Regions from separate parts of the Homo sapiens genome. Here region 2 is linked to region 1. Evidence: read pairs that join two places in POLR2A ChIA-PET (ENCODE). Cell type or tissue: PC-3. All regions are shown on one strand. Each heading gives the region's core, and the rest is flanking DNA. Links, peaks and the distances in the headings are about the cores only.

The links. ChIA-PET counts read pairs that join two places held together with the same protein. Peaks named below come from ENCODE experiments on the same cell type or tissue, not always from the same donor. Only the 100,000 strongest peaks of a DNase experiment are listed, where the experiment ranks them.
Region 2: POLR2A ChIA-PET joins it to region 1 with 6 read pairs; 2 of 35 experiments call an interaction of 5 or more read pairs at or near these places.

What each region holds. Positions count from the first base shown.
Region 1 is chr7:3,597,928-3,614,067 of GRCh38, forward strand. All of the region lies in intron 1 of SDK1 (sidekick cell adhesion molecule 1), which reads left to right. Among named protein-coding and RNA genes, the nearest start is that of SDK1-AS1, 250 kb to the left of the region's middle. In PC-3, for the core only: no CTCF peak of the experiment used is centred there; no DNase peak of the experiment used is centred there; H3K27ac peaks cover 522 bases.
Region 2 is chr7:3,457,780-3,473,919 of GRCh38, forward strand. The region is part of intron 1 of SDK1 (sidekick cell adhesion molecule 1); the gene reads left to right. It also overlaps the pseudogene LOC100421742. Among named protein-coding and RNA genes, the nearest start is that of SDK1-AS1, 110 kb to the left of the region's middle. In PC-3, for the core only: no CTCF peak of the experiment used is centred there; no DNase peak of the experiment used is centred there.

The DNA of each region.
Region 1 (16,140 bases), core at 4,241-9,240:
GCTTTTTTTCCTCTTGGGGGAAATATCCAGGCCTGGAACTTCTGGATCATTGTGTAGGTATTTAATTTTATGATAAATTGTAAAGCCTTTTTCTAAAGTGGTTGTACCATTTTTACATGTTCACCAGTAATGTATGAGTTGCAGTTGCTACACCTATTTGCCTACATTTAGTGTTGTTTGTATTATTCAATTTAGCCACTTATAGTTTCTGATGTCAAATGATGTTGAGCAGCTTCCCATGTGCTCGTGGGCTGTTTGTAGATCTTCCTTTAGGAAGTGCATGTTCAAGCCTTTTGCTCATTTTATTTATATATTTCCATTTGTCTTTTCTATCATTGATGAGTAGGCATTCTTTATAGACTCTGGATATAAATTCTTGCAAGATATGCATTATCAGAATATTTTCTCTTACTCTGTGGCTTTCTTATTCAACTCAACAGTGTGTTTGTTCTAAATTAAGCTTTTTATTTTTATTTTATTTTGAGATCATTGTAGACTCAAATGCAATTGTTAGAAGTAATACACAGAGATCCCGTGTACCCATGTAGACTCTCCCAATGGTAACATGTTACAAAAGTATAATACGGTATTACAGCCAGGACACCAGCATCAGGGCAGTCAAGACCAGAATATTTCTGTCAGCACAAGATCCCTGCATTGCCCTTTAATTGTCACACCTTCCTCATTTCCCTTGTCCCCATCCCTGGCCCTGGCAAACCCTAATCCCTTCTCTATTTCTATACTTTTGTCATTTCAAGAATATTATATAAAAGGAATCACACTGTGTGTGACCTTTTGGGATCACATTTTTGTCACTCAGCAAAATTCACTGCAAATTTATGGAGGTTACTGCAGGTATCAATAGTTTGTTCCATTTTATTAGTGAGTAGTAAACCGTGGTGTGGACATATAACAGTTTGTATACCATTCACCTTTTGAAGGACGTGGGCTGTATTTAGCTTTTGGCTGTCATGACTAAAGCTGTTACCTAGGAAGGTTTCTGTGTGAACATATGTCTTCATTTCTTTGGGATAAATGCCCAAGAGAACAGTTGCTGGGTTGCATGGTAGTTGCATGCTTGCTTTTATCAGAAACCACCAGTCTGGTTTCCAGAGTGTCTATAGTACTCTGTGTAGCCACCAGCAATGTGGGACTAATCCACCTTTTTTTTTTTTTTTTTTTTTTTTTACATCCTCACCGGCATCTGGCGTTCTCGCTGTTTTTTACTGTAGCCATTCCGATAGATGTGCAGTGATATCTCATGGTGGTTTAATTTGCGATTCTCTAATCGTTAATGATATTGAACATCTTTTCATGTGCTGATTTGCCATCTGTAGATTCTCTTTAGTGAAATGTCTGTTTATATCTTTTGCTCATTTTCTATTTGGATTGTTTGTTTCCTGCTACTGATTTCTGCGGATTCTTTGTATATTCTAGATGCTAGTTCTTTTTCAGATAATGTGGTTTGCCTGTATTTTCTCCTAATCTGTGTCTGTCTTCTCATCTCTCCGTAGAGTCTTTTGAAGAGCAGAAGGTTTTAATATTGATAAGGTTTAATTTGTCATTTTTCTTTTGTGCATTATGCTTTTTATGTCAGGTCTAAGAGTCTTTGCCTGGCCCCACATTACAAATATTTTCTCCCATTTTTTTGAAATGTTTTATGGTTCTACGTTTAAGTTCCTGGTCCATTTTGATTTAATTTGTATAGAAGGTGTGAAGATTAGGTAAATGTTTGATTTTTTGCCTTCTAGGTATTCAATTGCCTAGCATCATTTGTTTAAAAGTCTGTCCCTCCTCCACTGAATTTTTCACTTTTCTCAAAAGTCAGTTGGCTGCCTTGTGTTGAGTGTTTGCCAGCTCTCTATTTTATGTCTTTGATCCCTCTATGAATACCATACTGTCCTTATTACTGTAGCTAGATAGTAACTTTGAAATCAGGAAGAGTGATTCCTCATATTATTTTGTAAAATTGTTTTAGATATTCTACTTCCTTTTTTCATATAAAGCTTAGAATAATCTTGTATATATCTATAATTAAATATGCTGGTATTTGGACAATAATTCCATTACACCTGTGTGTCTGGTTGCATAGATTTTACATTTTTACTATGTTGAGTCTTTAATTCTATGGACATGGTGTGTCTCCTCATTTAATTCAGTCTTTTTGATTTCTGTTACCAGCATTTTATAATTTTCAGCATACAGGTCATAATTTCTAAAGTTTATACCTAAGTATATCATTCTCTTTGGAGTGATTGTAAATGGTATTATGTGTTTCATTTTGGTTTCTAAATGTTCATCGTTTATAGAAATGTGATTGATTTTGTGTGTTGATCTTGTATCATGTGACCTTGTTAAACACATTAGTTCTAGAAGGGCTGTGTGAGTGTGAGTGTTTAGCTTCTTTGGGATTTCCTACATAGACAGTAACATCATCTACAAATAATAACAATTTTAGTTCTTTCCTTCCAGTATGTACATCTTTTATTTATTTTTATTCAGTGGCGAGACCTTCCTATACTATGTTGAATAGGAGTGATGAGAGCAGACATCCTTGATTCATTACCAAGTTTACGGAAAAATCGTTTTGTCTTTAACTGTGTTAAGTGTGATATTAGATGTAGTTTTTTTTTTTTTTTTTTTTTGAGATGGAGTCTCGCCCTGTTGCCTAGGCTGGAGTGCAGCGGCGCAATCTTGGCTTACTGCAAGCTCCCGGGTTCACGCCATTCTCCTACCTCAGCCTCCCATGTAGCTGGGACTACAGGCACCCACCACCACGCCCGGTTAATTTTTTGTATTTTTAGTAGAGACAGGGTTTCACCGTGTTAGCCAGGATGGTCTCGATCTCCTGACCTCATGATCCGGCCATCTCGGCCTCCCAAAGTGCTGGAATTACAGGCATTAGCCACCGTGCCTGGCCAATGTAGGTTTTTAAAAATTGATTTTTAAATAAGATTGACAGAACTCCTCTCTATTCCTAATTCGGTGAATAGTTTTTAAGATCATGAATGTTGTATTTTGTCAAATGCTTTTTCTGCCTCAATTGATAGCTCACCTAATTTTTTTCCTTATCCCATTGATGTGGTAGATTCTTTCTTTTTTTGTTTTTTGAATGTTGAACCAGCCTTACATACCTAGAAGATACTCTACTTAGTTGCATATACGTTATTTTAATACATTACTGGATTTCATTTGCTAATATTTTGTTGAAGATTTTTGGGTCTAAGTTTATGAGAGATACTGGTCTATAGTTTACTTTTTTGTATTTGTCAAGATTTTATATCAAGGTAGTAATAGTCTTCAAGAAATGAATTGGGAGATGTTTCTTTCTCTACTGTTTTCTGGACAAAATTATGTACATTGGTGTTGATTCTTCTTTAAATGTTTGGTAGAATTCTCCAGTGAAATCAACTGGGTCTGGAGAATTTTTATTGAGAAGCTTTTAAATTATAAATTCAATTTCTTTAATTGCTTATGGGACTATTTGGACTATTAATATTTCATTTTGGCTGAATTTTAGTAGTTTGTAGTTTTCTAGGAATGGGTTTCTATCTTCTAAGCTGTTAAATTTGTGAGCTTAAAGTTGTTCATAGTATTCTTTTTTTAATGACTTCAATATCTGCAGTGATACCATTGTTGGTGTTGATGATTTGTGTCTTCTCTCTTTTTATTTATTTTAGTCTTGCTAGAGGTTTATCAGTTTTTTTCTCAAAGATCCAGCTTTCTTATCAATTTATTTATTTATTTAAATTTTATTTTATTATTATACTTTAAGTTTTAGGGTACATGTGCACAACGTGCAGGTTTGTTACATATGTATACATGTGCCATGTTGGTGTGCTGCACCCATTAACTCGTCATTTAGCATTAGGTATATCTCCTAATGCTATCCCTCCCCCCTTCCCCCACCCCACAACAGTCCCCAGTGTGTGATGTTCCCCTTCCTGTGTCCATGTGTTATCATTGTTCAATTCCCACCTATGAATGAGAACATGGGGTGTTTGGTTTTTTGTCCTTGTGATATTTTGCTGAGAATGATGGTTTCCAGTTTCATCCATGTCTCTACAAAGGACATGAACTCATCCTTTTTTATGGCTGCATAGTATTCCATGGAGTATATGTGCCACATTTTCTTAATCCAGTCTATCGTTGTTGGACATTTAGGTTGGTTCCAAGTCTTTGCTGTTGTGAATAGTGCTACAATAAACATACGTGTGCATGTGTCTTTATAGCACAATGATTTATAATCCTTTGGGTATATACCCAGTAATGGGATGGCTGGGTCAAATGGTATTTCTAGTTCTAGATCCCTGAGGAATCGCCACACTGACTTCCACAATGGTTGAACTAGTTTACAGTCCCACCAACAGTGTAAAAGTGTTCCTATTTCTCCACATCCTCTCCAGCACCTGTTGTTTCCTGACTTTTTAATGATTGCTATTCTAACTGGTGTGAGATGGTATCTCATAGTGGTTTTGATTTGCATTTATCTGATGGCCAGTGATGAGGAGCATTTTTTCATGTCTTTTGGCTGCATAAATGTCTTCTTTTGAGACGTGTCTGTTCATATGCTTCGCCCACTTTTTGATGGGGTTGTTTGTTTTTTTCTTGTAAATTTGTTTGAGTTCATTGTAGATTCTGGATATTAGCCCTTTGTTAGATGAGTAGGTTGCAAAAATTTTCTCCCATTGTGTAGGTTCCCTGTTCACTCTGATGTTAGTTTCTTTTGCTGTGCAGAAGCTCTTTAGTTTAATTAGATCCCATTTGTCAATTTTGGCTTTTGTTGCCATTGCTTTTGGTGTTTTAGACATGAAGTCCTTGCCTGTGCCTATGTCCTCAATGGTATTGCCTAGGTTTTCTTCTAGGGTTTTTATAGTTTTAGGTCTAACATTTAAGTCTTTAATCCATCTTGAATTAATTTTTGTATAAGGTGTAAGGAAGGGAATCCAGTTTCAGCTTTCTACATATGGCTAGCCAGTTTTCCCAGCACCATTTATTAAATAGGGAATCCTTTCCCCATTGCTTGTTTTTCTCAGGTTTGTCAAAGATCAGATAGTTGTAGATATACATGCAGCATTATTTCTGAGGGCTCTGTTCTGTTCCATTGATCTATATCTCTGTTTTGGTACCAGTGCCATGCTGTTTTGGTTACTGTAGCCTTGTAGTATAGTTTGAAGTCAGGTAGCGTGATGCCTCCAGCTTTGTTCTTTTGGCTTAGGATTGACTTGGCGATGCGGGCTCTTTTTTGGTTCCAGATGAACTTTAAAGTAGTTTTTTCCAATTCTGTGAAGAAAGTCATTGGTAGCTTGATGGGGATGGCATTGAATCTGTAAATTACCTTGGGCAGTATGGCCATTTTCACGATATTGATTCTTCCTACCCATGAGCATGGAATGTTCTTCCATTTGTTTGTATCCTCTTTTATTTCCTTGAGCAGTGGTTTGTAGTTCTCCTTGAAGAGGTCCTTCATATCCCTTGTAAGGTGGATTCCTAGGTATTTTATTCTCTTTGAAGGAATTGTGAATGGGAGTTCACTCATGATTTGGCTCTCTGTTTGTCTGTTATTGGTGTATAAGAATGCTTGTGATTTTTGTACATTGATTTTGTATCCTGAGACTTTGCTGAAGTTGCTTATCAGCTTGAGGAGATTTTGGGCTGAGACGATGGGGTTTTCTAGATATACAATCATGTCGTCTGCAAACAGGGACAATTTGACTTCCTTTTTTCATAATTGAATACCCTTTGTTTCCTTCTCCTGCCTGATTGCCCTGGCCAGAACTTCCAACACTATGTTGAATAGGAGTGCTGAGAGAGGGCATCCCTGTCTTGTGCCCGTTTTTAAAGGGAATGCTTCTAGTTTTTGCGCATTCAGTATGATATTGGCTGTGGGTTTGCCATAGATAGCTCTTATTATTTTGAGATACGTCCCATCAATACCTAATTTATTGAGAGTTTTAACATGAATGGTTGTTGAATTTTGTCAAAGGCCTTTTCTGCATCTATTGAGATAATCATGTGGTTTTTGTCTTTGGTTCTGTTTATATGCTGGATTACCTTTATTGATTTGCGTATGTTGAACCAGCCTTGCATCCCAGGGATGAAGCCCACTTGATCATGGTGGATAAGCTTTTTGATGTGCTGCTGGATTTCGGTTTGCCAGTATTTTATTGAGGATTTTTGCATCGATGTTCATCAAGGCTATTGGTCTAAAATTCTCTTTTTTGGTTGTGTCTCTGCCAGGCTTTGGTATCAGGATGATGTTGGCCTCATAAAATGAGTTAGAGAGGATTCCTTCTTTTTCTATTGATTGGAATAGTTTCAGAAGGATTGGTACCAGCTCCTCTTTGTACCTCTGGTAGAATTCGGCTGTGAATCCATCTGGTCCTTGTATTACTTTTCTCTGTCCCTTTTTACTGATTCTGCTCTTACCTTTATTATTTTCTTCCTTAAATTTATTTTCACTTTCCTTCTTTTGAGGTAGGAAGGTGGGTTATTGACTTCAGGCTTTCCCTCTTTCTAATGTAAGCATTTTAGTGCTATACATTTTCCTCTCAACACTTCTTTAGCTGCATCTCACACATATTTTGATATGCTGTATTTTCATTGTTTTGTATATTTTCATTGTTTTATTTATTTTTTATTTAATTCCAGACTTTTTCTTTTTCTTTTCTTTTCTTTTTTTTTTTTTTTTTGAGACAGAGTTTTGCTCTTGTTGCCCAGGCTGGAGTGCAATGGTGTGATCTTGGCTCACTGCAACCTCTACCTCCTGGGTTCAAGTGATTCTGCTGCCTCAGCCTCCAGAGTAGCTGGGATTACAGGCATGTGTCACTACGGCAGGCTAATTTTGTATTTTTAGGTGAGACAGGGTTTCTCCATGTTGGTCAGGCTGGTCTTGAACTCCCAACTTCTGGTGATCTGCCCACCTCGGCCTCCCAAAGTGCTAGGATTACAGGCATGAGCCACGGTGTCCAGCCCCAAACATTTTTTCTCTGACTTGTTTATTTTTAAAAATTCTGTCATTCAGTTTCCAGGTCTTTGGAGATATTCCTGTTGTCTTTTGGTTTTTGTTTTCTAGTTTTATTCTGTTAATACTATGGCCAGAGGATACACTCTGTATAAATTTAGTTCTTTTAATTTTTTTTAGGTTTGTTTACTAGTCTAGGATGTTTTCTATCTTGATTAATGCTCTATAGCACTTGAGGAAAAAAAAAACAAGAAACACACACACACACACACACTAGGTGTGATGTCTACTGTATAATGTAATTGTTTTCCACCTTGTGGTTTTGGCATTTGAAAGAACAGTTAAATAATCCAAAGGGATATATTGTGGAATTTTAGGCTGTCAGGAAGTTTTTACTGTATAATTCTATCTGTAAGGAGAAAGCATACGTAGCTCAGTGCTTATTAGATTGTTTTATGGTTTGAAGAAATAATGTTTCACTTAAGGAAAAATATTCTCAAGGAAAAAATGCCCACAGTCGTCAGTGAACTGCTGAGTCTCATCTACTTCATTGCTCAGGCATGTAAGACCTTCCTGTTTACTAATAATGTTGACTTTTCCTTCTTATTGGGAAGGAAGCTAAAGAACAGCTTGATGGTTTAAAATGATGCACCTAAATTATTGATTCCATTATATATTTAGGCAGTACATTTTTCTCTCTTGAATAATAGAAATGTCACCTACTATTTAATTTTCCTTTTTTTTTCCAGAGTAATTTTCACTATGTCTGATTACATAATTAGATTTGGGATACCAACTGGGTATACTTGGTAAGAAAATGAGAATTAAAATGTTTCAGAGTAAAATTATTTCAGAGCTTTTGCAAATCTTTATTTTAGATAAGGTGATTTCTATTTTTAGGTTTGTTTTTGAAATAGTCTAGGACATTTAAATTTTAACTTCTGATCAAATTAAGTTGTTTTGGTTCATTTAATTTGTATGTTTCATGTCTTTGACAAAAGTTTTTTTTTTAATTGATGATTTTTTAAGATAAAATTTATGATTTGGAATGATCCAATTATCTAATTCCAGATGTTACTTTTGAAAGATATTAATTTCTAAGGTGTTAATTTTGCATTTTTGTGAAAATAACATACACTTCATGAATCTAACTGCTAATTTAACAGCTCTGTGTGGATGTCTAGTGGGTATTTCAAACATCCTAAGTTCAACACTGAGCTCTTGTTCTTTTCCTCTGAGCCAGCTCCTTCCATCATGAGTTCCCATTTCGGGAAATGACAACTACATCTTTCTGGTTTTTCTGGCCAGAAATTTTGGTATCATCATTGATTCTTCTTTTTCTCTTATGCTTCACCCTTAGGCCCCAGGTCTGATCAACCATTGCCACCTTTACTGCAACCAGTTTACCAAATGACCGTCCTTTCTCATCTGGATTAACAAGATGGCCTCCTGAGTGGTCTCCCGGCTTCAGCACTTGTAGCCCAGTTGCATCAGGGTTGAGTGCGGAGTGAGGTAGTGAAGTCAGAACTTATCAAACTTTTGCTAAAATTTCCCCATTGGCTTCCATTGTCCCTTATAAGTCCAGGGTCCCATAAGACTTCTTCCTCTTACTTTTTACCCTCATCTGTCATCCCCCGCACTCACTGCACTTCATCCACCCTGGTGTCACTGCTGGTCTTAGAACACAGTGGACTGACTCCCACATCAGCGACTTTGTACTTGCTTTTCCTGCTGTCAGGAAACCTGAGTGCATGACTCTCTTCATCAGCTGCTTCCCTTTCTTACTCAGATACCCCGTTCTCAACGAGGCCTTTTTAAAACAATCTTCCTTGTTGAAAATTGCCACTTCTTCCCCAGATTTCTTTTTTCCTCTTCTTCCTTTTATTTTTTCTATAGCATTATCATTACATTATATAAAGGTGTTTCTGTTATTATTCTGTATGTGTCTTCCTGAAAAAAAAAATCTGTGAAATCATAAACCAAAATAACACAACTTATGAAAAAAGTTATGTACAACACTGAAAAAAGTGTTATGTACAAACCTTCAAAAATCTATGGAATTTTGCAATCAGGACACTAATAAAGAAATAATACTACTAGTAACTTTCTTCATTGATTTGCTGTTTTGATAAAAAGAGAAAGGGCTTCCAAGATGCACCTTCAACTTCTCTCAATAGTGTAATGTCATAGAAAGTGAAGTGGTTTGTGAAGCCCCTAAACTGGCCACTAGTCACTACCTGCACTACACAAAGGAAGGCCCTTTTTTTTTTTAGTTTTTAAAATTGTAATTTGTTGTGCTGCTGCTGCTGATCATTTCCTTTTATTTTAAGGCTCACCTTTGGGTTCAGTGATAAAGCTTGTTCATAAGCACCTTAGATCCTTAATATTCCAGGGGGAAATCATACATAAATCACTACAACTTCTGTGTTATACAAATATCAGTTCCTATCTCTCAACCACATATGAAGTAATTTGAATAAAAGAAATATGTGCGTTAGTAAAACCGACTATACTATATATTTTCTTTGTTTCCTGTTTATCTCCCTAAACTAGAAGATAAGCTCCATGAAGGTGTGATCCTATTCTGTGTTCCTTTTTCAAAATTCTCATTTGTGTTCCCATTTCATAGACGTTTACTAGGTATTTAAGAAATATTTGTTGAATGACAGAGCAAATAATCAAACCAATATCTAGACTTCTCTAGAATTCTGAAGTAATTGAAAGTATGAATGCTTTCTTTTCTTTAAATTGAACAACTTCTTTGGCTTAATAGTTAGTGACATTTAAGACGGTGGCCTGATTTATGTGTGTTATTTAGAAAGCCAAAAGTAAATGTGTTGTGGATGAAGTTCAAGATCCAGCATTCTGTAGGAAGATGCAATTTCATTCTGTGACAACATGTTTTAATAGGAACTAACACGTAGATTGTGCTTTTCTAGCAGGTGCTGGCGTAAGCATTCTGCACACATTGGGTAATTTAATCCTTGAGACAAGTCTAGAGCAGCAGTTCCCAAAGTGTGGTTCAAGAACCTGTGGCAGACCCTGAGCCCCTTTGCAGGGGGCGGCCACAAGGCCAAAATCATTTCATCAGAATAGACCTTTGTACTTTGTCCCCTTGTTGAGCTTTTGGCAACGATTTAAAAGCAGTCGTGAGAAAACTTCTGGCACCTGAGCGCGTATCCCGAGGCAGTGGTGCCAAACTACACCAGCTGGTGTGTTACTCATCCGTGCCACACACCTATGAGTAAAAACCAAAATCTAGCTCTCTCAAAAATAGCCTTAAAGTAGTAAAAATTATTAATTCTATTAAGCTTTGACTCAAATAAAATTATTAAAATATTCTGTGTCGAAATGTGAATTACATATAAACTCTTCTGCTGTACGCCAAAATGTGCCGGTTGTCTCAAGGCAAAGGATTTGGGAGGTTGTCCGAGCTGGGAGTTGAACTGGCTGCTTTTTTGCATGGCACCCCATTTTTACTTGAAGTAGTGACTGACAGAAAAACTATGGTAATTTAGACTTGGGTATTTTGCAGGATTTTCTTGAAAATGAAGAAAATAAGCTTGTTGCATCAATGAAAACAACTGACAGTATTTGTGGCTAAAGATAAAAATTGAGCTCATAAGTAAAAATTAGCATTTTGGAAACCTTGAATATGCCCACCATGAGCTTGACACTTTCGCATTATTTAAGGAGGTGTCTGATGAGATAGGTAGCTGTGTTAATTTGTGATATTTTTTACATTGTATAATGAAACGTGTCAACGTTTGGAAGGTCTGCATCACTCAGCGAACCAGGAAAGACATGTGTATGGATAAGATCCATTCCAAGTACAGGACAGTCTGAAAGATGTTAATGTAACAAAGCACCAAAGTGTCATTTATGCGGTTTCAGAGTCCGCGTTGCAACTAACCTTTATGAAACTGACACTTGTTTAGTTTTACTAAAGTATTAACAAAAATATTCACAGCTGTTTGAAAAGGCAATTAAAATACTCCCCTCCTTTCCAGCCATGTATCTGGGAGGCTGTATGTTATTAATATCCTTCAACTGAAACAACATATTACAAGAGACTAAATGCAGAAGCAGGTGTGAGAATCTAGTTGTCCTTTATTAAGCTAGACACTGGAAAAATTTGAAAAAGGGTTAAACAGTGCCACTCTTAAGAATTTTTAGTTTTCTTTTGGATAATATAGTTATTTTTCATAAATGTCTTTTGTATTAATAATGTAATGACTTTGATTTTTTAAGGAATTAATAACTTTTTAAAGTTCACAGGTTTACTCTCTAATATGATAAATACAGAAAGAAATAAGTCACATAAACAAGAATTTAGGTGTCCTTAATTTTTTTGTATGTTGCAAAGGGATCCTGAGACCAAAAACTTTGAGAACTGCTGCTCTTGAAGAAGTTGGTGCTATTGCTTTGTTGATTGAGAAACCCAGACATAGGGGTTAAGTAGATTGTCCAAGATCACAGAGCTAGTCAGGGGAGAGCTGGGATTTTTCTTTTTCTTTTTCTTTTTTTGAGACAGAGTCTCACTCTGTTGCCCAGGCTGGAGCGCAGTGGTGTGATCTCTGCTCACTGCAATCTCTGCTTCCCGGTTTCAAACGATTCTCCTGCCTCAGCCTCCCAAGTAGCTGGGATTACAGGCACGTGCCACCATACCCGGCTAATTTTTTGTATTTTCAGTAGAGATGGGGTTTCACTGTGTTTGCCAGGATGGTCTCGATTTCCTGATCTTATGATCTGTCCACCTCAGCCTCCCAAAGTGCTGGGATTATAGGCGTAAGCTACGGTGCCCAGCCTCCCCACCCCCCGCCACCCAAGACAGAGTCTCACTCCCTTACCCAGGCTAGAGTGCAGTGGCACGATCTTGGCTCACTGCAACCTTTGCCTCCTGGGTTCAAGCGATTCTCCTGCCTCAGACTCACAGGTAGCTGGGACCACACGCACACACCATCATGCCCAGCTAATTTTTGTGTTTTTAGTAGAGATGGGGTCTTGCCGTGTTGGCCAGACTGGTCTCAAACTCCTGACCTCAGGTGATCCGCCCACCTCAGCCTCCCAAAGTGCTGGGATCATAGGCAGGAGCCATCATACCTGGCATAGAGCTGGGATTTGAACCCAGGGCTCCAAAGTACTTGCTCTAAACTCAAATCACATATTATTACTTCTTGAGAAACCTCCATGGTTTGTAACTTTGCTAAAATCAATAAGCTTTGGTTGGACTTAGATGTCCTTTCAAGTTATTTTCTCATGTAATTTCTTGATATAAAATTAAACCTTCACCATGTGGATATCTGTTACATCTCAGTTTTTATGGCAGTACATATTTGCCGTAAACTCACCAGCAAACAGATAAGCAGGAGAAGGTAAATCATATTTGAGATTCTTTTCTTGGACCTTTCAGTTTTTTATTTAATCAGGGTTGATTTCTTAAGATTATTCGAAAGAATCTTTGAAAGAAATATTGTGCCATATTCAAGAATAATGTTGGTTATTTCTGATAACCTTACTCTTATTTTGGTTGGTCATACTTTTTCACTACAAACCATAGAAATGACAGTTCAGTATACTTCTACTTTGAAGTAAAATATTGGAGAGCTGGAAGCTTATTTCAGTTTGGAGAAACGGGAATTGTATTTATCCCACTGTGTCTTATTAATTTATATACTGAAATAGATTAGCACAGTGCAAGATAAAACTAGTACATAAATATAGCCATATATGTTTCTACCATCAGCTTCAATTGTGGATTAATCTCACTGGAAGCTTGAATGGTTTCTTAGGGGAAAATATTGGAAGGGTAGGTTTACCCCCAGAGTTCCCTTAAATATGGTGTTAATTTGCATTGATTTCAGAGAAAACAGAGAATCAGTTTGACTTCCCCACTGGCTGACTGCATAGGCAAACTATTCACAGTGCTGTTTAATGGAAATCTCAGGGACCCTCCTGCTTTCTCTGTTTTCACATGGACTGACTCAAATATGGAGAGGACACCAGGGACAAATTACTTGGAGAAAATCCCACACTTGTTAGTCAGATTTTTGAGTACAAAATGATGACTTTGTGGTGAGATCAAGGAATACGCAGCACAATCTTTGACTTGTGTTAGTTTTTTTGTTTGAAATAAGAGATATATTCTTTCAATTGTAGCTGCCTTTCATCCTGAAATGTCTGACATTTATTTTACAAGGCAGTAGTAGAGAGAGATAAGGTAAAATACAGAGAAGTTGGGTGGGTAATTTATTTATTTATTTTTTAGATTGACAGAAGATGATGGTACATCTAAGTATATTTGAAAGTCTACCACTGGGAAGTATTTAGAAATATTTATGATAAGCTAAAGAAACAAAGCCTGGGAATTTGCTGTGATAATAGAGCCAACTCTTTTCACTGGAGGGAGAATTACATAGTTTGGGAATTAGTATGTACCATTCGTTTATGTCCTTTTTCTCCTTTCTCCTCCTGCTCTTCCTCCTCTTGCACCGCCGCCTCTAGTTCACATTTAATAACCAAACGACTTACTTGGGTGGTGACAAAAAGGGCAGCCTGAACTGCCCTGTCCTCACTGCCTTTTCTCAGCTTAGCAGATAGAGGACTTTGTCCTAAAACAATCATAGGTCTCTTTTTCGTGTAATGCCTTCTTTTCCTCTGGGTAGATACCCAGGAGTGGGATTGCTAGATGAAAGGGTAGTTCTACTTTCAGTTCTTTAGGGAATCTTCACACTGTTTTCCATAGTGGTCGTGCTAGTTTACATTCCTAGCAGCAGTGTAAAAGTGTTCCCTTTTCACCACGTCCCTGCCAACATCTATTATTTTTTGATTTTTGAAAAATTATGGCTATTGATCAGGAAAATGCAAATCGAAACCACAATGCTATGCCTCCTTACTCCGGCAAAAATGGCCATAATGAAAAAATCAAAAAATAATAGATGATTGTGGTGATGGGGTGAAAAGGGAACACTTTTACACTGGTGGTGAGAATGTAAATTAGTACGACCATGGAATACTATTCAGCTCTGAAAAGGAGTGAAATAATGGCATTCACAGCTACCTGGCTGGAACTGGAGACCATTATTCTAAGTGAAGTAACTGGGGAATGGAAAACCAAACATTGTATCTTCTCACTCCTAAGTGGGAGCTAAGCTGTGAGGATGCCTAAGAATGATACAATGGACTTTGGGGACTTGTGGGAAAGGGTGGGACGGGGGTGAGGGATACGACTACACATTGGGTACAGTGTACACTGCTCAGGTGATGAGTGTACCAAAATCTCACAAATCACCACTAAAGAACTTACTCGTGTAACCAAACACCACCTATTCCCCAAACACCTATGGAAATAAAAAAATTAAAAATCCTATCATAGGATCCTCTTACAGCATCATAATGTGGACCTGTCTATATTTGCATATTTAACTAGAGTGGCACATATCTAGTTATCTATTTAAACCTCACCCCAGAAGTACATTTGAAAATCATAATTGTTGTCCTTAAAAAGATTGATATTACTATTATGAAGAAAGCACATTGCACTGTGAGATTAAATTCCTGGCTTCAATAGGTATACATAATGAACTGCCAGCAGCTGAAATTTGAATGACTACACTTACCAGAAAAGGATCTTCTACCCACATTTCTCAGAATAGTTGTTCACAAATGATACATTCTGCCCTGTGCTTTTGTTTCTCCCTGGAATTTGAAAAATAAAACTTTTCGCTCATGGTAAATTCATAAGCTTGGGGCATGAAAATGTTTGAATTTGATATAAAAGAAGTTTTGAAAGGAAGATTAGTGGTTTAAACTGAAAGATTAGTCGCCCTGGGAAATTCAGCTGTGGCAAAAGCGGAGTTCAGTAATAACCTGCCCTGGCTGATTACTCCATTCACACTGGCATTCTGGTCCTCCCGGCTGGACTCGCACCTGATTGACGGTGCTGATTATGATGGCTTAATACAGCTCATCGTCACTTCACCGGGACACGTGGACTTTGTGGGCTTCACAGACTACCCCCCACCCCCCTTGTTTGTGGTACAGTTGATTCTTCTGCTAAGTGGAGGTTGATTATTTCTTTATTCATTATCTCTTTAAAATGCAGGAGAAAAGGGCAAATTATCAAATAGGTGATGATTATCCTAGTGGAAGCTCTCTTGGGCAGAGTCAAAAGAAGAACTTGCAGTTCAACTTGCTTGATACCTCATAGTTGATTCCTATTCATTCTGCCGTTGAAGGGTTTCAGATGATACGACTTAATTTTAGCTGTTGTGGAACAGCAATGAAAATCCATCGCAAGACCCCCTTTCTTGATGTTAGGGAAGCCGGGGGACGCAGGATGAGGTAGTAGGCTCCAGCTGCTGCCCATGTGAATGATTTTTCCTCTGCAGATAGATGGGTCATGGTCCCTTTCTAGATGAGCAGAAGATTATTCTCACATTGGAGAGGTAACATTAAATACATTTACATTGGATCTGAAAACCTTAAATGTTTACTTAGGGAAGTGTCATCTTCACATAAAATTATGATGTTGTGTAAGCCTTCCTTTTTCTCCACAACCTCTCCAGCACCTCTTATTTTTTGGCTTTTGAGTTACAGGCATTCTAACTGGTAGCTTATTTTGGTTTTGATTTGCATTTCTCTAATGGTGGGAGTGTAAATTAGTTCAGCCATTGTGGAAGACAGTGTGGTGATTCCTCAAAGACCTAAAGACAGAAATACCGTTTGACCCAGCAATTACATCACTGGGTATACACCCAGAGGAATATAAATCGTTCTATTATAGAGACACAAAGACACATATGTTCCCAATAGCAATGACATGGAATCAACCCAAATACCCATCAATGATAGACTGGATAAAGAAAATGTGGTACATATACACCATGGAATACTACGCAGCCATAAAAACTATGCAGATCATGTCCTTTGCAGGGAGATGGATGGAGCTGGAGGCCATCATTAGCAAACTAACACAGGAACAGAAAACCAAATACCACATGTTCTCCTCCTATAAGTGGGAGGTAAATGATGAGAACACATGGACACAGAGAGGGGAACAACACACATTGAGTCCTGTTGGAGCGTGGAGGATGAGAGCGGGGAGAGGATCAGGAAGAGTAACAATGGATACTAGGCTTAATACCTGGGTGATGAAATAATCTGTACAACAAACC
Region 2 (16,140 bases), core at 5,051-10,050, 140 kb before region 1:
TTCTCCCTGTCTCCTTTGTTGTTACCCTGATTCCTTGGACTCCATGTCTCTCTCTCTTTCTGGTTTTACTTGTTTATTGGAGCACACCTTCTGGGAGTTTCCTGAGAATGCATGTGTAAGAAGTAAATGTTTAGACACTTTTGATCTTTGGAAATGTCTATATTTTACTCTCACACTTGTCTAGGTAAAAAGTTCTTGGTTGAAAACCATTTTCCTTGAGAATTTTATATTGCCCTTTGCCTTATAGCCTCCAGTGATTCTCTTGACAATGGAAGTGACACTTGGATTCTTTTTTGTGTGTGTGTGTTTTTCCCTGTTGGAATACTCTTACTTGTCTTTTTCTTTGATGGTTTGAAATTTTGCATTGATATTCGTTGATGTGGCATGGTGGCCTTGATCTGGGTCTTGGTGGGTTATTTAATCTGGAAACTAATGTTTTTCTTTTGTGGGAAGATATATTATTTTCCCAGAAAGAAGTAATAAAATTATTTCTTTCCCCTGTTGTCTCTCTTTTCTCTTTCTGAAATTCATTTAGGATATAAGCTCTAAAAGTAGAGGGATTTTTGTCTATCCTAAGTGCCTAGAGCACTGTTTCCATAGAGTAGGTCCATATAATACATGTATTGCACAGATGAATAAATGAACTCCTTCTATGTGGCTGTTAAGTCTCCTGGATTTATCTTCAAATTTGTTTCCCTCTTTTATTGCTCAGTTCTTTTTCAGGCCATCTACCCCCTTTTTTCTTCAGAATTTTTTTTTTTGTACTTTTTTGTACCTTTTCTAAGGTAACAGTTGTGGCAAGAAACAGAACCATCTACAAGTATACAACCTACCTGGAATGGATTTTTACAATTCCAGAGTAGGAGGTAGATAGAGGTCATGATTTATTGTTTTCTATATAAATGTCTGTTTGATGCAGCATCATTATAATTAACATAATCATCCTTTCTCCAGTGCAGCGCAGTGTCACCTTTGTCCTAAATTGAGTGACTTTGTAGGACTCTTTCTACTTGCTCCAGGAAATACAGATTACGTTTCATTGGTCTGTTTTGTCTACCTATGCACCATTATCACCGTATCTTAATTACCGTAGTTTTACAAATAGTCTTTATGTTTGGTAATGAAAGTGCTCTAAATTCATTGTTCAGGATTGTCTTGATCATTATTTAATGGGGGAAAGAGTTTTAAGTTTCCATGTAAAGTTTCCATGTAAACTTGTAGAATCAATTGTCAAATGACATACACGTAAACACAGACCAAAAAACTCTGCTCAGATTTCGAATGAGATTGCATTAAATCTATAGATTGACCTGGGACAATTGACATCATTATAGTATTGTATCTTCTAACCTATGATTTTTGTGTATTCTTTTTGTTGTAACTCTTGCATTTTATCTGAAATTGCATGAGAAGTTTTGTCTATTCTTTGAAGTACCTTGTTCATTTCATAGGAATTTGGTACTGTATTTGTAGTACCTTTTTATACTCCTCTTTATGTAAGGTATGCTTTCAGTTGTCATACTTTTTGTATGGCTCATCACTTTTAAATGTTGCTGGTTTCAAAAGACTTGAAATGCACAAATCGTTTGCTGTTTATGTATTAGTTTTTAACATTATCTGATGTTGACAGGCAGTCGATATAGTGCTGGATGTAGCCACTCCCCAGTGCCATGAAGAACCCAGTTTCTGCCTGCCTTTCTGCTTCTCCTTCCTTAATGTGTTAATTTTTGTTCTGTGCTTTTGCCTTATAGTTGAAGCATCACTTTCCTGTTTCAAGAAGGAAGTGGGGAGGAGGACAAAGGGACAAAGGAGATGTCTGTAGAATGTATTGGCTCTCTTTTTTAAAATCAGGGAAGAAAATGCTTTTCTAAGTCCCCACCCCATAAATTGCTTCGTCGCATATTGTTGGGAAGACCTTGGTCACATGAACCTCCTGGTCGATCATGAATCAAGGGTAGTGAGATGGCTCCACTTGGTTTAGACCAGTTGTGATCCATGTCCTTGGCCTGGGGTAGGGGCCTTCCCTTCCTCTCCAGTACTGTTTGAACTGATTGGGATTCCTTGAATAGAAAAGGAGAGAGAAATAATGTGTAGGTAAGAGAAGGTATCTCTCGTGTTTATTGAGGCTTTTCAATATGTAATTTGCTTTTAATTTTAAGAAACTTGCCTGCCTCTTGGATAGCAAAGAAAGTGATTTTTATTTGTATTGGTCTTGCTTTTGCCAAACATTTTAAAATTAAGTGATTTGGGGATAAGTATTTATTTTGAAGTCTATTTTATTGTTTATTAAGATATATTTCAAAGTGGTATAATAAATGACATTATTATTTTCATAAACTATTGCTTCCTGAAGTGTTTCAAGCCAAATAAACATTTATCTTTTTGATGGGAAAATGCTTTCTAAATTTCCCTCAGCCAAGTTATAGAATGGAGCCAACTGCAGTACATGTGGGTCACAACCTGCTTGCCATAGTTGTATTCTGGGATGATTGATTAATTTATGCCTTTCATAAGGATGCTCTGAGAAAGAAATGAGTGAGAAGATTTAATTACTGAATTATTAACTTTTAGGAGCTCCACTTTGGAATGTGAGTCAATATCTATTACAGACTGTACGTGTTTATGCTATTGAAAATATGAATTAAGAATTGTCTTTGGTTATTTGACAACTCAAAAGATTTTATAACTTTTTGTGCAGCTTAAAAAGGAATTTAGAAATGTACTTTTAGAAGGGAAGGAATTCGGATAATTTATATGTCAGTGTGTCATAATAATTTATTTACACCAAAATCTCATTCACAGATTCCAGATTTAATGACCTGAATCTTGCCATTTCTTTTCTTTAGGCCTACCCTTATTTTATAGGTTCTATAAAATAATCGGAAAGGAATTAGAAATAGTTTTGTGTGTGGTGTCAAGTGGCTTTGTTTAATCATTGGGAATGAATCAGTTAAAAACTTATTTTGGGGCTAAAAACAGCCAGCCCAATTGTTATAAATTGGAGAATGAATGAATATGAAAATCTACTTACAGAAACCATTTTAGGTTATTCATATTTCCTGCTTGCTCTGTTTCTTGTCATTTGGTATTTTAAAAATAAGTCTTAGACTAGATTCTTGACTAAATAGCAACCTTTTTATCTTTGACAGAGACACGTTTCTTACATTATAAAAACATGAACATTCAAGAATAAATCACAGCCAACTTGAGGACCATACATATCTGACTTGGAAATTTGCTAATATATACAGATTTAACGGGATTTTACACATTTTCGTGTTTTTGAGGGCTTGTAAGGTTTCAGTTTGATTCTCATATATGATGGTTGATGTGTTGTACAAACCAATTAGGAGAGCAATCTAGCAATCCCTTGTTGAGTTAGAAGTGTGCAGACCCTAGGACCCAGCATTTACCTTAGGCGGTCTTACTGTTGTTGCATCTTGGCTTTGTCTAGTTTCTCTTGATTCCTGTCCATTTTTGGAACCTTGTTTTCTAGTCACTGTGACAATTCTGTGAGCGACATGGTCTGTTTCCCATAAATTCTTTGTCTGTTTGATATAGCTGAAGTTGTATTACTTCAAACCGTAACTCTGAGTGGTATAACAAAGATATCAAATTTTAGATAACACCCACATCTTCCTGAGCATCGTGTGATTTTAGTAGCTAGAATTTCTTTGTACAGAAGTCATTGTGGAGGGAAATGATGTGAAGAAAAGAAAGAAAATCCTGAGAACAGAGCAACAGTTGCTGTGGAGTGGCGTGAGGGCCGAATTCAAGTATAAAAATCTGGATTAGAATCCTCCGGTCACTTAGTAGTTGTGTGACTTTGGTCATTGTTGAACTGTTGTGAGGTTTCCTTTTCAGATCAAAACTTTCCCTTTTCCTTCTCTCATTCCCATCTTTTCAACAGATGACATCACCTTATATGTTACAGAGAAACAGAAGCCATTAGATGGAAAAAACCTCAATATCCAACTTACAGAAATGACTGACCTGCATTTATCTTCAGCATTTCCTCCTTTTATTAAATATCTGAGGTCAGTATCTCCACTTGGGTTTTGAGTTCCATCTTTTTCTGTCTTCCTAGGGAACATGTACTATCAATTTATCTTTTCCCTTTCTTGAATACCCAACTTGTTGCTCTTAACCAGATCAGTTTCATCGGCATTTAAGCATGTTCAAGACTCTTCTGTATTAAAAAAGAACCACGACCTCCCCTAACCCTTCCCTAATCTAACTACTGCACCCTACCTCTTCTCTTTGCATTTACAGCAAAGCTCCCGGAAAGAGTTGTCTGCTCGCTGCCTCAGCCCACACCTTTTTCATGTGGTTTCCGCTTCTGTCATTCTATCAGAATTGCTCTGCAGAGGCTGATCAGTGACTTCAGTGAAACCAGGCCTAAAGGATGCTCTTCAGTTCACATCTCACTCCTCAGCAGCATTCTTCACCGCTTGCCGCTCTATCGTTTTGAAATACCTGTAACAAGCATGCTGCCTTGGTTTCCCTCCTAAATGACCTCTGCTCCCTCTCCTCTCAATATCTTTCTCTCTTCCCCCCTGCCCCGCCGAGGTTGAGTATCATTATAATATCATTGTCTACCTATTATTGAATGTTAGCATTTCCCAAAGCTAGACCTAGTTCTGTTCCATTCTCAACCTACAATCTTTTCCTAAGCTATTTCATTCATGTACATAGTTTGAATTGTCCTTTTATGTAATATTATAGATGATTCAAAAATTTATCTGAGCTCCCATCACGTCTATCTACCTGTTAACTTGATATTTCTACTTATATCTTTCTAAGCCATCTCAAACTCAACTCGAACTAGACCAAACTTACCTATCTACCTAGTCCAGCTGTACCATAAACTTTGATGCCTTATTCTTCTTGATGCCTCATCCACATTAACTCCACTTATCACCATATTTTCACCTCAAACACCTCTGTGATCTCTCCCCTCCTCTCTCTATTGCCGCCATCCTAATGCAAGCTGTCATCATCTCTTTCTTGGCCAACTGTAGTAGATGTAGTCTCATCCATTGTGGTTCTTTCTAGTCTGTCTGGGACTCATGACATCGTGCTTTTGGGAAACAGAAGTGATATCATGTTACCCCCACCAGGTTATCCTTGCTTGCCTTCTCATTGCTGTAAGGATAAAGACCACAGACCCTCACATGGATTTTACCTCCCTGGGCTACCCCATTTGGCAGCTCCCCCGTGTGTTCTCCCTTCCTTTCCTCTGAGAGGTGAATTGTGCCTTGTTCCCTCCTGCTATGGGGCTTTGCACTTGTTTCTTGCCCTTCCTTCATCAACTTGTTATCTAACTCTATCCTGTGCTTTAGATCTTAACACAAGTGTCATTTCCCTGACTCCATGGAGATGGGGTCGAGATTTGTAGGCTTTGCTTATTCTTCATAGTCCTTTAGGTTTACATTTAATTTTGTGAGGATTTGATTAATATCTCAGTAACCATGATAGCAAGAATATCTTTTTGTTTTTGTTTTTGTTTTTTCACCATTTTAACTTTGGTGCTGAAAAATACTTGTCATATAGTTAGGACTCACATATTCATGAATGAATGAATGAATGAATGAATGAATGAACATAGATTGAGTTTTGAGCCCTGCACTTAACACGTTCTTTTTGTGTGACCTTGGACAAGCTTTTATAGAGGTCAGTTTTGCTAAAAGCCTTGCTTCCTCACCTGTTAAATAGGGATAATAATTATATACAATAATATAATTGAATGAAAAGTGCATAATTTAGTGCCAGTAAATGGGATCATTTAGCCATGGGATCATGGCTTTCACTACTGGAGTATTTACAACTTCTGTTTTGCTAAAGTAGGTGAGTTTTCTGTGCCTATTTAAACTACTTTATATCCCTCAGGAAAAAACGATGGAGCCAGGGCTTAGGCCTTGTGAGGAGCCTCATTCATTTCCCCCTCTCTGCTGGTCTCACTCCTTGAATGCTGGTCTCTCCATACATTTCTCTGCCTTAGTGTCTGATGGCTTTTAACATGTTCCCTCCAGGACAGGCCATAGGAGGAGGGTCTAATGCAATGGTGACTTTGGAACCTGAATTGGCTTCTTGGACACATTCCAGGCATAAGGGCCCCAAAGTTCTTTTGTTCTGCCTTAGGCATGTGTAACCTCAGGGCTTTTTCTCCCAGCTCTGGAGCTTCATTACCCAGAGGACCAGGCAGATGTCAAATGTTTCTCTTACAGTTCATTTATATTTCTCTGATAGCTTTAATCTAAAAATAATCAAAATCGTTGTATATTTTTACTGTGACTTAACCAATTGTAAAAATTATTCTAAAAATACGCAGTTATTTCTGAGAACAATTACACTGACGCATCGTTCCCTGAGTGAAACCTATACATACATGTTCCAAGTATATGAAGCAGTTTTTTGGGGACAGAGTAACTTTTTTTTCCCCTCTGTTGAAATAAGGTATTGGGCCAGGCATGGTGGCTCACGCCTATAATCCTAACACTTTCGGAGGCCAAGGCGGGAACATTGCTTGAGGCCGGGAGTTCTAGGCCAGCCTGAGTAACATAGCAAGACCCCATCTTTACAAAAATTTAAAAATTGGCCCAGTGTAGTGGCATGCCTGTAGCCCCAGCTACACAGGAGACTGAGGTGGGAGGATCATTTGAGCCGAAGGGCTCAAGGCTACAGTGAACTACGATTTCGCCACTGCACTCCAGCCTGGGTGATAGAGTGAGACCCTGTCTCTAAAAATACAAAGGTATTAAAGTTAACACTTGAAATGCCTTTCATTCTGTCAGTGGCTCTTTTTTTGTTTGTTTTTGAGAAAAGCTGTTTTTTCAAGTCAACATTTAAAACAAGGATAATAAATGAAGCATGAAGCAAATATGTATAATACATTATTCCCGTTCATTGTGTATGTATGTATATATATATATATATACACACACACACATATAAAGTACTTTGGCAGAAATATATTTCAATTTTGACTTATTTTTCAGTTCAGTTTAACAGGACACACTAATGTCGGGACAGTCTTTAAAAATTTGGACAAATTTTTAAAGAGTAAGTTGTGACAATGATATTACATGTTAAATTTGTCCTTGGGAAACATAGACATTTATGTGATTTTTTTTCCCTTTAGTATTTGACATCAAACTATAGCTTCCACTGAGTAGTTTTAAAATAATGTACTTCGTGCTGCTAAGGCTAACATTGTTGCTAACCAGAGGAACCACAGAGGAAGACTTTTGAAAGAGAGGGCACAAACTCTTACAGATGTCAAGAGTCAGAATTTACATGTGGTGGGGCTAATCCGTAAGTGAGATTACCGTTAGGGAGCTCCTTGACGCAAATTGGCATTGTGCCTGCACTTCCGTGTGACAAGTGGGATTCTCAGGGTGAGCCCTAGAGTGTGCTTTTTGACTTGTAGCATCTCTGGATTCTGGGCTCAAGCAGAGGCCCTCCTGCCCAGTTGGCCAACTGCGACAATGAATGGTATCGTCTAGAGGTCATCATAATTCTCCCCAGCATTTCCATAACACATACAAATTAAACTATGAGTAAAAAAATACTTAAACCAAAAATAAAAATGAGAAGAAATAGGCATATGAAACATAATGAGTAACGTCAGCATAATTTGAGATTTTGGCAATGGAAGACTGAAGTTGAGAAGTGTTTCCACTAGGGATACTCTCTTGTGCCTCACATTAGTGTGTCCTGTTATTTAATACCCACAGAAGCTTCCTTTTCTTCCTTGAATGGCTTTGCACTGCTCTCATTGCTAGGTTCATATACTGTTGGGTGATGGGTGGGATCAAGTCCCCTGTGTGCTGTGAACACACGCATCCTGATTCACCACTTTACTGAGGGTGGGAAATGACAGAGGTTGGGCCTGTGTTCTCTTGTCACCTCCGTATATGATCATTCAGGCGCGTGTCTGGGAAGGTGTGAAGGAGTGTCCTGTCAGCCAGTTGAGACCACTGTGTTGGTGTTCTCTGAATGGCTTTGCAGCCTATGATGGAGTACTTTAGGGAGTCACCTTTTGGGTTGGCCATCAGTCTAACACTCCAAGCAGCCATAGGGACGTGCAGAGGATAAATTCATATAAACTACACCTAAGGCGTTCACACATGGTCCAAGTTGTCTGTGAATAAAAAGTGTTGCTGTAATTTTCCATCACTCTTTTTGTTTGTTTGTTTTTCTGGAGTGATAAAGATGGACATGGAACCCTTTGAATGGTGCTTCAGGAGGGGCTGGTTTTTCTCTTCTCAGATGGGCAACTCAGCTAGGGGAGGTGAGGTTTTGTTACAGGATATGCCTTGACTACTACCATGTGGAGCAGGACTGCTGGACATGTTGCCAGCCATGACCGAGCACCTGAAAACCCTGTGGGAAACTACCTGCCTTTCATCGAGTTATTGGAATAGGGAGAGCCTTAGGAGTCCTAAGGCAGATTTTCAGCTTTATATGCTAGTTCTGGGAGCCGTGTTCTGCAGGCTCTGCCAAAAGACTTTGACCTCACAAGTGAGATGTTCCATCCTGAAGTCCTGGATGCTGCTTCTCAAAACATTAATAGGAAGCGTGACATCAAGCCATGCTGGCTCTCTGAAGTTGGAGAAATGCTGCATGCTCACTTGGCTAACAAGGTGAACATTACTCTGTCACCACATTTTTATCTAGTATGCGTCCTAATCTCAAGGATCCAGCTAAGTTGTGTGTTGTCAGTTGGAGACATTAGCTTGGGCAGTAAGCTCAGCCTTGCACTGCTTCTGGCAGGTTTACTCATCTTCATCCACTCTTATCTCGATATGAGGATATCTGTTTTTTGAGCATGTTCCATATCCATGTTTCATGTGAAATTGCTTGTCATTCTTGCTTATCACTTAAAATAATAACTGGCTCCCTTCTTTTGTAGCATTTGCTAATAGTGGCAGAACTATTTATACGATTATGATAATCTGTCAAGAGGATTATGCAAAGTATCTCCCCCCACCCCTTCTCTAAAGCAGAGTTAAATTGAACACTGTAAAGGACATTTTCATAACCAAGGATTTTTACCAATTATTTACTGTGGATTTAAATTGATACTGAATGACTGGAGGCATTGATTTTTAAAGCTGGAAATATTTACAAACCATCCAATTCTTTTTCCTTAGTATTTTGTCTCTAGTTACTTCGAAATCTCTCTCCTCTCTCTCTCTACACACACACACACACACACACACACACACACACACACACACACACACACAGAGATGTAAAACATACACATAGAAAGACTTTAAGGAAAGACATCAAAATGGTAAAAGTCATTATACCTGGTTGGTTGAATTGAAGTTATTTTATACTTCTTTATACTTGCTTTCTTCATGGGGAAAGTATTTTTATGATCAATAAAAATATTTTTCTGTAATATGTATGTACTACTTTACAATATTAAAGCACTTTCACATTTTTCCAAAAATTAAAAGCACAGTGAAATTTGCACATTGAGAAACATTTGGAGCCAATTAAATGCCACTTATGTTTCTCTAAAAAAAAGGAAACTACTTTTATTCATGTAATTAAGAGCCCCACTCATGAACATTAAAGAATTGTTGCCCACTGTACTTTTGGTATATGTAGAAATATAAAACCAAAAATGTATAGTATAAAAATAAAAAATATACAAAAAGTAAAAATATACCAATAACCCAGTAAAACAGGATTTTGATTGGTATTTGGAGAAATTAGCTAGATGTTTATCTGAATAGATTTTTTTTGCTTTTTAGATATTTAATAATTATAGTAAATTATTTTAAAGTCAGTATCTGTACTAAAGTATGATAGAAGTTGGAATTTATGTTTTGCAGCTATTAAATTTTCTTAAGAACAAAGTTTGTTTAAACCTTACATTCAATTTCTTCGTTTGTGATTTCTTTCCATAGTTTCTTTGTATTACAAATTGAGATAAAATTAAAGGTAAACTTAATTTTTTTAGTAAAGCATTTGAGATTGGATAGTGTTCAATTAAAATTTGTTCTCTAAATGGAAATTTAGTCTTTTTCCCTTAGCATTAGACTTTATTAGCTTGTTTGCTGATAAATGCTTGGAGGAATCTGAAAATGCATCACAAGTTTATTAGAGATCTTTTATGTAGTTATTAGGTTTTCTGGCTTTCTAATTATCATATATAGGTGATGTAATCATTGTTGTCATGTTTTTTTAATGAAGATTTTAAATCGTTTTCCACTGTAGACATTTATAATGTAATCTATGCAAGAAATGAATATTTATCTCAGTATTTTAAAATGGAAAAAATAAAGCAGAGAGAAATCATAAAGCAGAGAGAAATCATTCATTTCAGTTGTGAAAAGTTCAGAGATATGTTTGACATTCCTTTAGTCTTAACTGCATCTGTTATTCATGCTTTTCTAGATAACTGTATAATATTTTCTTTTACTACTAATGAAATGTGATTCTCTCATGTCCAGTGATGTGTTTTCTGAAATGATATAAACAAAAAGTGGTTAATATGATTTTATTAACTGTGTTGGGACTCAGAAAATATCCCAAAATGAAGGCCTCAGAAGAAGCCTTAGAAGCAAGGCTTTCTCTGACCTTCTCCTGCCCTCCTGTCTCAGTCGCATTCTCCCCCGAATCTACCCATAGAAACTAGAATTTGTCTTCCCCAAGGCAGATCATAGAAACCAGAACCCCTTTCCCCATAGCCAGCCATAAAACCTAAAAGTATTACTCTAACTTTTCCTCTGCCTCTCTGTGTAAAAACTAGCCAGAAGAACATTGTCTGACCTACGGTGTTTGACTGTAGGTCATAACACCCTCATTCCAGAGAGTGTCCTCCCTTATACCCAGAAGGAAGGAGTATTGAATACATGCCCAGAGAGGCCAGGAAGAATCCTGCTGGGTTTCCGAACTCAGTCTGTTAGCATTAGATCGTACTGTCTCTGTTCAATAGTATTTCTTGAGTGTTGTCCGTATTTTGTTAATCTTAAGCATAAAAGTGGACAACTTCCCTAGTATCTTTGGGTCTTCATTATGAAGGCCTCTGTGTACACGTTAATAAATTGGGATGCGATTTCTCCTATTCATTGTCCTCTCATCAGTGATTTTTAGCATACCTTCAGAGGGTGAAGGGGGTAGGTTTCCCTTGACTCCTACAACTTTTAACACAATTTAGGTATTTCCCTAATTGCTGAAGTTACCATATGAAATATTCTTATTAACAACGTGTTAGGCTTAAAGGCCAGTTTTTGCTGATCATGTCATTATGTACTGGCTGATTTTATTTATTTATTTTTAGAGACCAGAGTCTGTTGTGATTTGAAATTTCGAATTTCGTGTCAATTATGTAATTCCATCAGAAATTCCCCAAAGGACACACCTGTAATCCCAGCACCTTGGGAGGCCAAGGTGGGAGAATTGCTTCAAGCCAGAAGTTCGAGACCAGCCTGGGAAAGAAAGCAAGGCCCTTTCTCTACAAAAAATAAAACAAATGAAACATTAGTCAGGGGTGGTAGCACACACTTGTCGTCCCAGATACTTGGGAGGCTGAGGCAGGAGGATTGCTTGAGCCCAGGAGTTCAAGGCTGAAGTGAGCCATGATTGTGCCACTGTACTCCAGCCTGGGTGACAGCAAGACCTTGTCTCTTAAAAATAAATAAGAAATTCCTTGGAAGGAATTAAGACCTGCAGTAAATAGCATGAGGTGATGTACACTTCTTTAGTATTTCTTAATATTTGCAGAGAGCTTGTCTAAATTGTGACTTAGTTTTCCGGTTAGGGCCTATTCCTAGGTTGTTTTTGCAAAGAAAGTTTTTGTGTATGTATGCCTAGCTTTTCCTTATCCAATGACCTTTGTAAAGACTTTGTATTCTCCATCTAACGTCTAGTTACTTAAGGATTTTCTGAGCAGTTTGCTTGAAGTCTGTTTTTCCTTCCTAGCCATTGACAGAAAACACATCTGCCTTAGTGAGGCCCCTTTGATCTTCAGAGAGCTTTATCTAAAGAGAGATTAAGAATAAATCTGTCAGGCATTTTCCCAAAGAAATTGAAAATGCTTCCTAAGATTTCAGATCAGGTAGGTAAAGTGTTTCTCTGAATTAAGACATACGAAAATAAGTATGCTAGTCAATGGTTTCATCCTAAGTTATAGATTGCAGAGATTTGCTTCTGGCATGAAGGAATATTTTTTATTTCACCCGAGACACAAAATGCATGCAGTAATATCAATGGCCAGAAGCAACTGCTTTTCTTTCATTCATTTTTCCATATTTAACACTAGCAGGGTCTGTGGAGAAGATACTAGAGAGGGTCCATTTGTTCTCAGCCTTTTTGGGGCTTAGCATCACAGGAAGAATTTTCAGCTGGTCTAGTTTGAATCTACATACTAAAAATTTCCAAGATCCATATGCCAACCTCCTTTCTCCCTTCTTCTCTCCCTCCTTTAAACAAATATGCACAGAATGCTTATTTTCTACCAAACTCTGGGTTCATACTATTTACTAGGAGCAAACCTAACAGATAGGTATAGGATCTGATACACTGTGTGCCTCAGAGATAGTCAAGGTACTACCCTGAAAACGTGTACAACTATTTAAAGATCTCATGAACACCCTCAGTTTTAGTATAGAAATATAAAATTTGTAATCAAACAATTTAATTTTTGATACACTATTTTGACCTTTTAAAGAGTTACAGCTAAGAACAGCTAATGAGCTGTTAATTTAGAAAATAAAATATATACAGAAGTCTGCTTTGAGGTTCTTAGTCAGTAAGAAAACCTTGGGGAGAGAGGTTAAACTAGGTACGCTGGAGACTTATTATGACTTTGGCAGTATGAAAGGACAGGAAACAAAAGGAAAATCTTACAAAGAGTTATAGTCTGATTTCTGAAATGAATGTTTACTTGAAAGGACACAGAAAATAGGGTGCCAGCAGGAGAATCCAGTTTTCCAAATTCCTTTTCCGAAATCCCAGGCTTTTTATGAAATTTTGAGAGAATGGCTTAGGCTTATGTTTTCCATTTTGAGCTGCTTAGAAGCAAATATCATATAAATGCAAATTTCTACTATTATCATTTACTCACCTTGTATTATGTGCTTAAGGAGTTGGAGAATTCAGAAGCTGTTTAATATACAAGGCATTGCCTATAAAATATTTCTTTGTGACATAATTTGCTTATTTGATAAACAAGTATCTTTCTTTCCTCCTCCTTATAAACACCCCAAATTAGTTTCTGAGTTGACCAACAAGATTCCATCAGCATCTGGCAATTATTTTATCTGTTTGAGGACTATTGGTATATGGGACATGAGTTGCTATTATTTGGTAACATTTTGATGTCCTTCATTTCCTTAATTAGTTTAGGAAAACTATTTGGATTTTATGTACAAGTGCTTGCTAATTACTTGAGTCGTGAGAAGACTGAGTGAGGTCCAAGTGTCCTATTAATCCCTTTGAGTCTGAACATTTTCTTATAATTGGTTTGGCAAGAGGAATAAGTGAGACTAGTTGCTAATGAGGAGATAAGTATGTAATTTTACCATGATATAAAGCTGTGATTGTCAGTAAGTGGTATTAGGAATCTAGATTATTTTTATTAGAACTTATTTCTTTCTGCAAAATCATTATCATCTCCTGATATTGTAAATTGGGTTATTTCACACCATTATTTTTAATATGTGTTAATCCTCAAACTACAGGTACTTAAAACCTTGCTAATTAAGGAGTCATTAATAAAGTTAGCAATATGAGCCGTCAGTTTCGATTCTTCACACCATTTAGACGCAATTCAATTTTGCGTATTTACACTATGTTTTCAGTTTGGCTCAGATGTTTGAAGTAAGTCAAGAGTAAGAAGTGTTGTCAACTTCAGATCCATAGGCCAGCTTAGCTTGTTTTCAAGATGAAGGACTGATAACATTGTAAAGAAACAGAGAAAATACTGCTTTTCTTAGCCAAGAACAGAGTAAGCTTTGTATGGTTTTACTTTTTATAGTCTACTCGGCTTTTCTGTTCTTAAAAGTTGCCTGGTTATAGTAGTTTAAAACACTCTTTGGGACTTTATCCATTGAACTTCAATGTTCTCTGAAACAAATATTGAAGTGTTTTGCATTTGATTTTGAGGAAAGGTTTATTTTCCTTTTGAAAATAATCAAACTCTTTAAGTTGTTCCTAACCATAGTCACTTTTACTTGAAGGATGCATTATAGTCTTGAGCATTTTTTCACTTTTGTAATCGGTATGACCCTCTTGTGTTTTTGCTGATGAGATGGTAGCAGTGCTGTGGTATTGTTTGCAGGTCCTTTCTTATCCTTTATCTGTGTCTCCTTCCCACTGTGTTGTGGGTTGGTAAATGCATAGTTCCCTCCATTACTTTTTCATGGCTGAAGGGATTGTAAATATTGTTTTGCATTTCTAGTTTTTTTAGATGTCCATAGAATTCCATCTTTAGCCATAGTGCTTTTATAATTTTGTAATACCTTTGACTAGCTGGGGAGGGGGTATAGATAACAGTTTAGTTTCCACATATTACTCATTTTGTGCAATTTTATTGTGCTTCTGATATATGCCCAGTATGCTATTAGGTGCTGTGAAGGAAATGGAAAAAAAATTAGTAATTTTTCCTGCCTGAAGAGGTTTACGATCTAATTAGAGGGACAAGGCTAACTAAAAAGTTAGAAAACAATACATGGTGAAGATAATGTGTTAAGATATGTTTTAAAAGAACAAATTTATGAGATTATTATGGGTGTATCTTAATAGAATAATTATAACTGATAATAGCTGGTTCTACATTTAGGTAAAAATGATTACTTCCCTATGTCAAGGCCTGAAATACACAGGATGTTACATTTTGAATTTTAAAACAAATCAGTATCTCATTAAACTTTATGGAACACCATGAAACTTTCAAAATTTAGAACTTTAACCTAGATTACTGAATTTGCATTTGAAGACACTGAGGCCAGTGACGTCCTGGAGTTTCAGGTCTGGCTAACAGTACCAGCATGAGAACATAGGGTAACAGCAAGTTGCTTGCCGTAGTTTTAGGTCTGGCTTACAGTACCAGCATGAGAACATGGGGTAACAGTCAGGGGCTTCTGAGTAGTTGGCCGCAGGAGGTAAAGCTAGTAAGCACTGCTAACATAATAAAATGAAAGGCATTGCACACAGACCAGTGGTCTGCTATTTGACCCTTTCCCTTCCTCCTCTTCTTTTTCCCCATTTTCCTTTTGCTGCTCTTCTTCCGCCATCATCATCAGCATCCTGACATTTGCATGGCTTCTTACGATTTTGAAATTGTTTTCATATGTACACATTTACCGGAGCATCACAACAGCCTTGTGAGGAAGGTCAGCATTGACTCTGATTGAAGATGAGAAAACACACCTGCAAACCAGTGAACTAATTTACAAGAGTAAATGGAGCAGGACCTCAAACCCAAATTTCCTACTCCAAGCCTTTCACTGTACACACTGCCTCTTAGAAGGCTGGTTCCACCCCAAATCCTTTCCCAAACTGGGGAATCAATTAGAAGAACAGGTAGAAAACAAGGAGTGAAGTTGTGTTCAAATGCTTACAATAATTACTTGGCTTGTACCTTTTAAAATACTTTATAGATTTACTTCTTCAATAATCCTTGTAGATGTGTGTTTAGTGTATTGTTAGGAATTGTATAGCATTTACAAAAGTCTAGGCTGGTTTAAACCAGTAGTTTGTGGAGCTTTTAAACCCTGAGAGACCAGCCTCTAGATAGGACTCTTGCAGTATGTGGGACGTTGGCTGTCCTAAATGACCTCCAAAAAGGCCTTTTAAATCTACTCCTTGCTTCCATGTGCTTTATTCATGACTACCTTTTATTTCCTGGGTCCAGGTACTAATACATCTTGAATTATTTTTTTTTTTCCATTTTATCTTTCTAGTTACCTTCCTTCTACTTCTTGCTGCTGCCTCCTACACAGAGCCCTGGCTCCCACAGTAGGTTAATATGTGTAATAATGTTCAGGGAGTGTGATGAACATGAGCTGAAAATTTTAGACCACCGTATGGTCTGCCTATATTTTTCTAATTTTTTTTTCCTCTCCAAATTCGCGTATGTTCCTAGCTACCACAGCAGTGAAGGGTAGTGGAAGGAAT